Linked DNA regions of Homo sapiens: region 1 is linked to region 2. Evidence: chromatin loops called from intact Hi-C (ENCODE). Cell type or tissue: ascending aorta. All regions are shown on one strand. Links, peaks and the distances in the headings refer to the core of each region. The heading gives the core; the rest is flanking DNA. Region 1 overlaps SLC35F6 (solute carrier family 35 member F6). Region 2 holds the start of ASXL2 (ASXL transcriptional regulator 2).

Region 1 (5,371 bases), core at 60-5,059, 890 kb before region 2:
CTATTCCATAGTGAGAGACCCCACCAGCTCCTGGAGATGTGGAGAAAGAGGGGTAGTTAAGATTCCTTGTGGTTCTTGGGAATGGCAGGGGCAAAGGAGAGTTGAAGGGAGAAGTTCGGACAGAACTGTTTAGAAGGCAGAGAGAAACCTGGAGCCTGGCATGGCTTGGGGACCAGGCTGTAACCAGTACCAGTGGGGCAAAGAAAGCGCCTGCTATGGAACAGGGAGTCTGGGAGCTGGGGAAGCCTCCACCCCAGGTCAGGAAACACCTGACCTCATGGGCTGGAGTCTCACTTCTTTCTCTTTTTTTTTTTAGAGAGAGGGTCTCACTATGTTGCCATGGCTGGTCTTGAACTCCTGGGCTCAAGCAATCCTCCCGCCTCAGCCTCCTGAGTTGCTGAGATTATAGGCATGAGCCACTGCACCCATGGTGCCTAATTTCTGCCTGATATGCTGTTGGCTCTTGGATCCCTGGCCAGGACAGGACATGGAACATGGGTAAGGGCCACAGACCCAGCAGGGCTGCTCTCGAACCCAGTCTTGCTTTTGCAGAAAGAGCCCCCTGAGAAGGCCTGCATGAGGCAACTGAGTGAAACAGAGGCAAAGCAAGGAAGAGAGAAGAGGTCAAGCCTTACCAAGGGCACAGAGCCAACTGCCCAGAGCAAGTGAAGTCAGAGAGATGGGAATCCCCAGGCCAGGAGCCAAGTTTCCTCTAGGAGGGACAAGGGAGCTATTGCCAGGCCATGAAGGTTGATCAGAAGCTTCAGGCAAGGATTATTATTTATTTTATTATTATTTTTGTCTGTAGGGGGCAGGTATGGAAGCTGAGGCCACATTTCCATGAGTCCTACTTCCCACCTGAGTCTGAGGGCCCCCTGCTGGTAGAACAAGTTGGTCCATAGGGGAAACCCCTCGGGGCCTGTCCTTCCCCAAGGCTGGGGCGCTTCTTGGGGAGCTGACTGTAGGGCTGGTGCTGAGCTCCCCACCTCCCACAGGGGTTGTCTTCGCTTTCTCCACGGGTAGGTCTGCCTAGACAGGCCTGGCTGGCAGCGCTCCCGGCTGGGGAAATGGTATCTCTTTGTATCTGAGGGCCTGGGGCAGGCTGACAGCCCAAGGGATTGGGTGTCAGCAGCATGGGCTGCCTTGCCCAGCCTGAGATGCTCAGGCCTGCAGGTACCTTGGGGCAGAAAGCCAGGCTTCTCATCCTGGATTGGAGACAGGTTTCGACTCCTGGCGCAGAATCAGAAAAGACCCCAGCCTCACAGGCTAGAACAAAAATCCAGCCCCAGTTTGCCTGGGGATGACAGCAGTGACCCCTAAGGTGGGCAGCACTTTGCTGTCAGTTCTTCACAACGTTTGTTGTTTGTTGTCTTTTGTTTTTGTTCTTGTTTTTTTTTTTGAAACGGAGCCTCCCTCTGTCACCCAGGCTGGAGTGTAGCAGCGCGATCTTGGCTCACTGCAACCTCTGCTTTCCAGGTTCAAGTGATTCTCCTGCCTTAACCTCCCAAGTAGCTGGGATTACGGGCACCCACCACCATGCCCAGCTAATTTTTATATTTTTTGTAGAGACGGAGTTTCACCATGTTGGCCAGGATGGTCTCGAACTCCTGACCTCAAGTGATCCACCCGTATCAATCTCCCAAAGTGATCGGATTACAGGTATAAGCCTCTGCGTCCGGCCAACAACGTTTGTTTTTTTGTTTTGTTTTTCAGACAGGGTATTACTCTGTCACTGAGGCTGGAGTGCAGTGGCACAATCACGGCTCACTACAGCCTCAGCCTCCCAAGGCTCATATGATCCTCTCACCTCAGCCTCCTGAGTAGCTGGGACTACAGGCATGGGCCACCATGCCCGGCTAATTTTTGTATTTTTTGCAAAGATGCAGCCTTGTTTATGCTGCCCAGGCTAGTCTCGAACTCCTGGCCTCAAGAGATTGACCTGCCTCAGCCTCCCGAAGTGCTGGGATTACAGGTGTGAGCCACTGCACCCAGCCCATGTTTCCTTAAATGCACAATTCATAGGACACTTCATGGGGACTGTCCCGTTAAGCCTTACAACAAGGATCCTCATTTTAGATGGGGACTCTGAGGCTTAAGGCAGATCCAGGGTTAAACCTTGCTTGAATTTATACTCAGAAAAGGCAGAATACAGAGAAAACCCAGAGTTTTGAGTCCCACAGGCTGGACAAGTTACAGGGTAATCATACCAACACTGACAAACTGTCAGAAGCAATACATGATATAAGGATATATACATGACCTGGCACATGGCAGGTATTCAGCAAAACTCATTTTCTGCCCCTTCTCCTTTCCCTTCACTGAGCAGAAGCCATCTCCCCCTTGGGTTCAGCGTGGCCCCAGCTCCCCTTCAGCCTGAAAGCTACTGGAAAAACGTCTGGAACCTGTCCTGCTGGCTGAGGCAGAGGTGGCTGGAGGGACCTCAGGCTATTGTCCCTGCAGTTCACAGAGCCAAAATGCTGAAACAGAAGAAACTCAGCCATCAGCTGAACTCCTTATTTGACAGACAGGAACCCAGGGGCCAGAGAGGGCTCGAGGGGCTCACGGCTCCTCAGATGTTGAAACAGGGCCAGTACACTGGAAGCTCAGCAGGCAGTCATGCGCCCCCTCCCTGATGCTCTGAAGCTCTCCTCTGAGTTCTTGCTCCCCTAGCTGGTGGGAGGAGAGGGGCAGCCCAGTAGGTGGGCCTGTCTTCTCCACAGACACTGTATTCTAGGGGAGATGACCTCCAGGGCAGGAGGCCCGAAGGGTCCTAGCGGGGACAAGCTGAGGCCGCTCCTTTTGGCGGGCAGGCTGGGGAGTAGGCTCTCCGTGCTGGGTGGTGAGTCACTCCCTAGCATGGCCAGGCCCAAACTCAAAGCTCAGCATTCTGGGAGGTGTGCACGTCCACGTGAACGGGGGTGGCGAAAACAGACTGAGGAAGTGGCGATGGGGCTGGCTTGGGCAGATTAGCTGTGGCCATTCCCACAGAATCTCTGCCACTTCCTCTTGTGTCCCCAGCTTGTCAAGCCCAGTGAGTCCCCTTCTTTCTCCTGCCTGGGACCTACAGAAGGGCCAAGGCTTCTCCACTCTCTGGGGTGCCACAGCAGGTGGCCCTGGCTCCTGAGGTGACAATGGTGAGCCCTCTCATCTCCATGGAATGGAAAACTTTCCTTAAGCTGGGTGTGGTGGTGCATGCCTGTAATCCCAACACTTTGGGAGGCTGAGGCAGGTGGATTGCTTGAGCCCAGGAGTTTGAGACCAGCCTAGGAAACATGGCAAGACGCTGTCTCTACAAAAAATACAAAAATTAGGTGGGCACGGTGGCGGGTGTCTGTGGTCCCATCTACTTGGGAGGCTGAGGTGGGAGGATGGCTCAAGGTTGCAGTGAGCCTAGATGGCACCATTGCACTCCAGCCTGGGCAACAGAGAGAGACCGTGTCTTAAAAAAAAAAAAAAAAAAGGCTGGGCACAGTGGCTCATGCCTGTAATCCCAGCACTTTGGGAGGCCGAGATGGGCGAGGTCAGGAGATCGAGACCATCCTGGCTAACACAATGAAACCCTGTCTCTACTAAAAAAATACAAAAAAATTATCCGGGCATGGTGGCAGGCACCTGTAGTCCCAGTTACTCAGGAGGCTGAGGCATGAGAATGCGTTCACCCGGGAGGCGGAGCTTGCAGTGAGCTGAGATCACACCACTGCACTCCAGCCTGGATGACAGAGCCAGACTCCGTCTCAAAAAAAAAAAAAAAAGGAAACCTTCCTCAGTAGATCTTCAGTGTCCAGGAAGAAGGTACGGCAGGGATCACCAAGTCCATTTTACAGATGAGAAAACTGAGGCTCACAGAGGTCCAGTGGCTCATCTATTCCTCAGGTCCCAAGCCTCATGAACTTCCCACTCTACTACACTGTCCTCCTGAGTTAAGGCTTCCACAAGCTGGCCCAACAACCCCTTTGAAGCAATTATCCCATGCCAGTTCATGGAACCCAAGGGTGGTGGGGCAGCTGCCAAGGGCAAACATTGGAGCTGGCACAGAAAGGACACAGAAGAAGAGCAAACACCTCTTCTCTAGTAGAGGCCTAGTGGTTTCCAGGCTTCCTGCCACCTTCTTGGCAGGGTCCCTGGCCTGGGCATGAAAGGAAGTCAGGCTCATATCCCTGCCTGGCTGGGAGGGCCCTACAGCCTGCAGAACTTAGGAGGGGAGCTGAGCCTTACTTAGTGAGCATCTACTTGACCCTGGCTCTATTAATTAATTATTTATTATTATTATTTGTAGAGAACGAGGTCTCCCTATGTTGTCCAGGCTGATCTTGAACTCCTGGGCTCAAATGATCATCCCACCTCAGCCTCCAGTCTGGGATTACAAGCTGGAGCCACAGTGCCCAGCTGACCCCGGCTCTTCATATGTAGAACCTCAGTTGGATTCAGGAGACTGGGGTTCTGAAATGAGTACCTGTGGATGGGGCACTGGCTCACGTAGACAGAAATGGCTTGGCCTAAAGAAGATGATCGACAGAAGGTGCTAGTGAGGAGGTTTTGAGAAAACAGCCAGGGAAAGAAGAAGCCACTTCACAGGGAGGGGCCCCCTGCCAGGACCCAGGGATGGGGCCGCAGAGAGGAAAGCTGACCTGCCGCCCCAGCACAGCAGGCAGCACGTGCTCAGATGTGCTTCCTCATCCACTGCCTTTCATCCTCCCAAGAACCTGGGAAGGGAAACATCACTCTTGTCACAGGCCAAGAAACTGCCAGAGACAACCACAGGCTGTCAGTCTGAACCTTGAGTGGCCTGGACTCCAGCGGGAGGACCCTGTCAGCAGTGTCTCTGGGCTGGCTGAGAGGCTGGCAGCCCAGTCCTGGAGAGAGGCACATCAAAGGCTGGGAGCGCAGATGCCACTTACAGGTTTACAACTTCCACAAGCACAGGCTTCTCTGTCCTGGCCTGGGGAGCTGTGAGAGGAAACTCCCAGGAAGGAGGGACTCTGGGGTATCACAGTCATAAAAGAACAGGACTTAAAGTCCTGAGGCCTGGGTTCCAGCCTTCATTCAGACACCAAACAGTTGAATCACAGAAAGAAACTTCTCCTGAGGCCTCCTTTGTAAATTGTGGGGATTAGACTGGATGATTTCTATGCTTTTAACAACTCTAAATGACCCCAAAATGACTGGAGAAGTCCCCAGCCACACCCTCCAGTGGTGGTTAAGAGCATGGATGCTAGAGCCAGACCATGCTGGCTCAACTATAAACTCTGCCACTTAGTAGCTAAGTTGAACTTGGGCAAGGAATTTAATCATTTCCTACCTCAGTTTCCTTATACAGGAATATCAGCCCCTGTCTTTGCCTGATAGGGTGGTTATGAGAATTCCCTGAGTT
Region 2 (5,371 bases), core at 243-5,242:
GAGGAAAAATAATTTGATATGGTAGGGTGGTAGGGTAAAGAGACTTCCTTAAGCTGGAAGTGTCTTGAATATGCTTGTAGAAGGAGGGGGAGGGGTATCAGAACTAGAAAATAATGAAAAAAGTGGAGTAACATTCCAAGGCAGATGAGAAGGGATAGTGTCCTGTATACGGTATATTAGAGGAGGGATTAGGCTATGCTAAGGAGGAGGAGGCAGTTAGAATGCGCGGACTTATGGGTAAATTTAGGGGTTGAAGACAAGGTGAGACTGCAACTGGGGGGCCAATAATTTTTACATGATATATGAAGCAATGTCATTAGTTAAATGAAGAGGCGAAAGTAGAGGTGGGGTCTTCAGGGGAGTGGCAAATGCTGATGGAAGTAACCAGAGATACATCAAAGGATGACTAAGTTGATTATAGAAACTGTATCTGTAAAGCTAAGAAACTGTGACTCAATCAAGAGGATATCTTAGGGAGGATATCTTAGTAGGGTAGTGGGTGGAGTTTTAAGAAGATAGATTTGGCATTCCCTGTAGGATGGGCTTGAGTAGGGTGAGAAAAGAAACAGACTATCTAAGGAAATCCAGAAGGAGGGTGGGGATGATGAGAGAGATGCAAATACACATAACAAATTCAATCAATAGACATGGGGACAAAATACTTTTTGGGGAATTATACTTTTATAATAATAATAAACTATCTGTATCTGTGGAAGATTAAGAAGTAGGAACCACAACATCACAATCCCTACCCTTGAAATTCAAACCTGGGGATAGAGCTCCAGAAATGCAAAGTAAGGACCCTAGTAAGGTCTGAAAACCAGTTGGGGCTCCAGGACCAAACAACAGGACTGGATGATAAGCTGTACTCAGCTCAACAGCCAGGGATGGAGAAGACCTTTTTTTCTCTTCTCTCTTTCTCTTTCTTTCTCTCTGTCTCTCTTTCTTTTTTGAGACAGAGTCTTGCTCTGTTGCCCAGGCTGGAGTGTAATGGCGCGATCTCTGGGCTCACTGCAACCTCTGCCTCCCAGGTTCAAGCGATTCTCCTGCCTCAGCCTCCCAAGTAGCTGGGATTACAGGCGCATGCCACCAGGCCCAGCTAATTTTTGTATTTTTAGTAGAGATGGGGTTTCTCCATGTTGGCCAGGCTTGTCTTGAACTCTTGGCCTCAAGTGATCTGACCACCTCAGCCTCCCAAAATGCTGGGATTACAGGCGTGAGCCACCGCACCTGGCGAGAAGGCCTTCTTAGACTACAGACATAAGCTTTGGAGGGAGGTGGTACATACTACCTGTGTAATGCATAAGGCTATGAATTACCAAAGACATTTGGGAAAATATATCCATATCAATTGCTGAAATAGGCTGTTTGATCCATGACTGAACGGAAATATAAGGAAGTATCTAGATACTTCTAGATGGCCTCTCAAACTCCCTTTAATATCTTTTTCTCTTTTTTTTTTGCACAACAGATCCTTTTTGAAAAATGGAGGAAAAGTTATGAATCCTCTTAAAAAATTCACATATAACACACAAAATATAGTTCATAATTTTAGGGAGTCCATGAATTTCTGAAACGCATCCATAAACTTTAAGTATTGCTCTCACCTGTCTTTCCTCCCAAGAGGCAATCCAATCCTCAGTCCTATTTCACACTATAGTAAGTTTACTGGATTGTTTGGAAGCAGCTTCTGGAAGCAGGTGGATTTGGGAGATCAGCAGTTGTTACTACATTCTTCTTACTTTGCAAGGTATCAAGGTGTAGATGATGTAAGAGAAGATGCCACATTCTGGATCTTTCAGAAAGCTGTTACGGATACTACAAATAATGGTCTCTGACCACAGAAATAGGTGAATCATTCAGCAAATATTTACTGGGCGCCTGATATGTACAGGCACTATGCTAGGGACTGAGCTCACCGAAATAAAGAAGACACCATTTCTGTCATTGATGAGTAGCTTCACATGTAAAAGCATGGATGCAGTTACTGGTGGCCTTAAAAACAAAGTCACCTAAGTTTGAGGCATTCTGGGGAGATGGAAAGGGCTCTGAGCTGGCAATTTGATTTTTGGTTTCTCTACATCCCAGACTTATGAGCTTGGCAAGTCACTCAATCTCAGTTGCTTCGCCTATCGAATGGGGTTAATAGGCAGACGAGAATTGTTGCCTATCTTCAAAAAGATAACCTCTGTAAAAATGCAAATAAATGAGAAAACACAAACGCAGGGCTGATCTAAAGTGATAGTTGGCAGAGCCACCCACTGAGGGAAGAGTTCAGCTCCCCAGGTCTACACAGCCTGTGCAGCGCCTCGCAAGAGGCGGGATCCGCTCAGTAAGCTTTCCCGGATGGCACAGGTTCCGCTTCCGCAGGCAGATATTCGCTGTAGGTGTGAGCGCCAGGCGTCAGACTACAGCTACTGCCGGGGCCTCCTTGGCGCGCATGCTCCTGCGGAGAGGCGGAGACCGGAAGGGCGGGGGCGTGGCGAGGTACCGCAGACCGCCGGCTCGATAGCTCAGCGGCCGGGCTTGGGAGGCGGGGGCGCGCCCGCGCTCGTTCGCGCGGCCGGCTGCGTACAGTAGTGACGGCCGCGCGGGAGCGGTCACATGACCGTAGCGGCAGCCTGTACAGTAAGAACCCAATATGGCAGCGGCGGTAGCAGTGGCAACGGCAGCAAGAGGACCGGCCGCCCCATAGACCCCCCCGCGCACCACCCCCGCCGCTTCCTCTGCTTGGGTGCCCCCCCGGTCTGACTTCCCTTTTCTCCCACCTTTCCCGGCACCGCGGGAAAAGCAGCGCAGGGCAGAGCAGGCAGGGAGGGCGGCCGGAGCCCGGACACGGGAGCCTCCCAGTCAGTTCAAGACCCGACATGAGGGAAAAGGGACGTAGGAAGAAGGGCAGGACCTGGGCGGAGGCCGCCAAGACGGTAAGGGGGAGGGAGCGAAGGGGAAGGCCGGGAGGATTTTGTTCCCTTGTCGCCCGCCAGTCGCAGGGAAAGGGAGGTCACTGGCCCAGGGACCCGGCTGAAGGGGCACAAAACCGCGCGGAGAGGGCGGCGGTTAGTGTCGGGGTTGCGATCCCTGTGGGAATGGAGGCGCCCGGCGGAACGTGATAGCCGCGGGGCCGTGGCGTCCCTCGGCGTCTGCGGCGAGTCCTCTCAGTGTTTTGAGGCTGTCTTTTGGGGTCGAGCCGATATCACCTCCGCTCTGTGGTAGCCCTCGCCCCGGCACGGGGAAGTCTGTGGTGCTTGCACGGTAACCGGTTCTTCTCCCTTGTGCGGCTGGAGAGCCCCCATTGGATGCAGATAGGAGAAGGCTTGTGCGTGCATCCAGCCCCGGAAAGGAGAGGGGAGCGCTGGAGCTGGATAGAATTTACCCGTTACAGCGGACGTGCCTGTGACCCCGGGCCCCCTGTTTGTCTGGCTCCCGGAGCAGACGAGAGATCACGAGGCTTTTGTTTTTGTTTGGTGTTGGAGCCGAAAGTGCAGGAGGTGTTTAGAAACGAAGTAACAGGTGGGACTTGTAGAATTTTTTTTTTTCCTGTTTCCGTAGAGACCTACTCTGAACAAGGCAGCAATGCATGGTGGGACGTGTAGTTTACCCGGCCTTCACGTTACCCTAGCCAAAGGGATGGTGCCCTAATGAAGTTGTAATTAGTGGGCAAAACAATTTTCCCCCTAATTGTGTTATGACGAAATTTAGAGGTAGATTTTAAAAAGTGGAATATTGAGGATTAGTGAGAACTTTTACCATATTTTAAGAAGAAAAAATTAAAAGCATGTTGTATGCAGAAATGAAATGGCAGGAGATAGTGAAGTTCATACATCGTTGAGGGTGCAGCAGAAAAGTAATAGGGCATTAAACGGCAGCATTTTAATAGTGGAAAGTGAGAGGTGTTCACCCCTTTAATGGTGATTAATGCCGGTAATACTTCGACAACGTAGCCCTTCTTAGTGAACCCTTATTAGATGCCATATGGTTTATTTTTTAATGAGTTTTTTAAATATAAAAGTAATGTTCACTGTGGGGAAATTTGGAAAATTATAAAAAAGTATAAAGAAGAACATTTAAAAAAAATCACATTTATTTCACCGCTCGGCTGTATCTGCTAACATTTGGTATATTACCGTCTAGTCTCTTTATTTCCCCAAATCTAGGTCATACTGTTTATTCAGTCTTGTGCATTTGTTTCTAAACTTTGTGCATTTGTTTTGTAAACTTTATGCATTAGGAGGTTGATGAGTTTTCAATTTGTATCTCTCTTAGTTGGAAATGTAAAAAAGTTAAGAAATAATAGCACATTTTACTTACTGGGTGTTTTCACTTACAATATGTCTTTGTATATCTTCCTGTGCTAGTAGTTTCCCTCTAAAAGATAAGACTCCTATACTTTTTTTTGAAGGTGTAGAGGTTGCATCCCCACAGAGGGCTGTTTTACTCTCAGTATACCTCAAGACCTCTTTCTGTTAATAAAAGAAGCATGATAAATTTTAATTATAGGTAAGCAGACCTGGACCCTAATTTATGCTAATTAATTTTAAGTTCCTAGGGTCTTTAAAATTGTTTTTTTAATTAAAAATATTTTGTAGAGACAGGGTCTTTCTATGTTGCCCAGGCTAGGCTAGTCTTGAACTCCTGGGCTGAAGCAGTCCTCCTGCCGTTGGCCTCTCAAAGCACTAATATTACACAAGTTTCTAGAATCTTAGGAGTGTTTTTTGAATTATGATCCCTTTGATAAAATAGTCATTGGGAGATTGCGACAAATAGGAAAAATTAGTCTGCATCTACTTAGCTTTTCCTATGTTAGTATATTTGCTCATTTCATGCCCTAGCTAGCTATGTGAAAAATAGTATTTAAAAGATGGAAAGACTACTTTGATCAGTAGAGTTCCTGAGGGTACCAGTATATTAGTAGCTTGGTATTTTTCTTTGATTCTGGCAAATACATGAAGCCCCAGTCTCAGTGAAAATGTGTTTTAGAAAGAGAATGATGACACTAAAGTTTTTCTAGTAGCCAAAATCTAGAAAACACTCTTAATTTTGGGGGGTTATTTTATTACCTATAAGTGAGGGGATTAAACTAAATCTCGGTGTTCAAAATATTTCTGTTTTTGGGATAAATAGATGAAAATAAAAGAAGGACCGGGCAAAGGTACATTTGTAATATTTCAGACTGTAGAATAATGAAATCAGAAAATTAGTGAGTTGACAAATGAAAGTAACTTTGACCTAAATAAGAATGTTAGTATTTAGATCCAGAGGAATAGGAAAAGAAGTTTTAAGGCTTAAACTTATTTCTTAGGCATTAGGATGTCAAGTGTTCGAGGAACAGTTTCATCAAGGAAGCAGGTGTCTGTTTCTTATTTCATGTGTT

What was found. A loop is a pair of places that touch in the nucleus more often than their neighbours do. Peaks named below come from ENCODE experiments on the same cell type or tissue, not always from the same donor. Only the 100,000 strongest peaks of a DNase experiment are listed, where the experiment ranks them.
Region 1: a loop joins it to region 2, with 4 times the contacts of the local background. A loop is called at or near these places in 2 of 110 quality-filtered maps.

Annotation. Positions count from the first base shown.
Region 1 is chr2:26,766,746-26,772,116 of GRCh38, reverse strand. The region is part of intron 1 of SLC35F6 (solute carrier family 35 member F6); the gene reads right to left. Among named protein-coding and RNA genes, the nearest start is that of SLC35F6, 5.1 kb to the right of the region's middle. In ascending aorta, for the core only: no CTCF peak of the experiment used is centred there; DNase peaks (open chromatin) are centred at 646 and 2,876; H3K27ac peaks cover 4,572 bases.
Region 2 is chr2:25,875,719-25,881,089 of GRCh38, reverse strand. ASXL2 (ASXL transcriptional regulator 2) reads left to right here and starts at 2,603. Exons shown (of 13, transcript NM_018263.6): 1 at 2,603-2,924. The coding sequence starts at 2,868. RefSeq lists a silencer at 2,424-2,583 and an enhancer at 3,494-3,543. In ascending aorta, for the core only: no CTCF peak of the experiment used is centred there; DNase peaks (open chromatin) are centred at 2,519, 3,269 and 3,553; H3K4me3 peaks cover 2,758 bases; H3K27ac peaks cover 1,767 bases.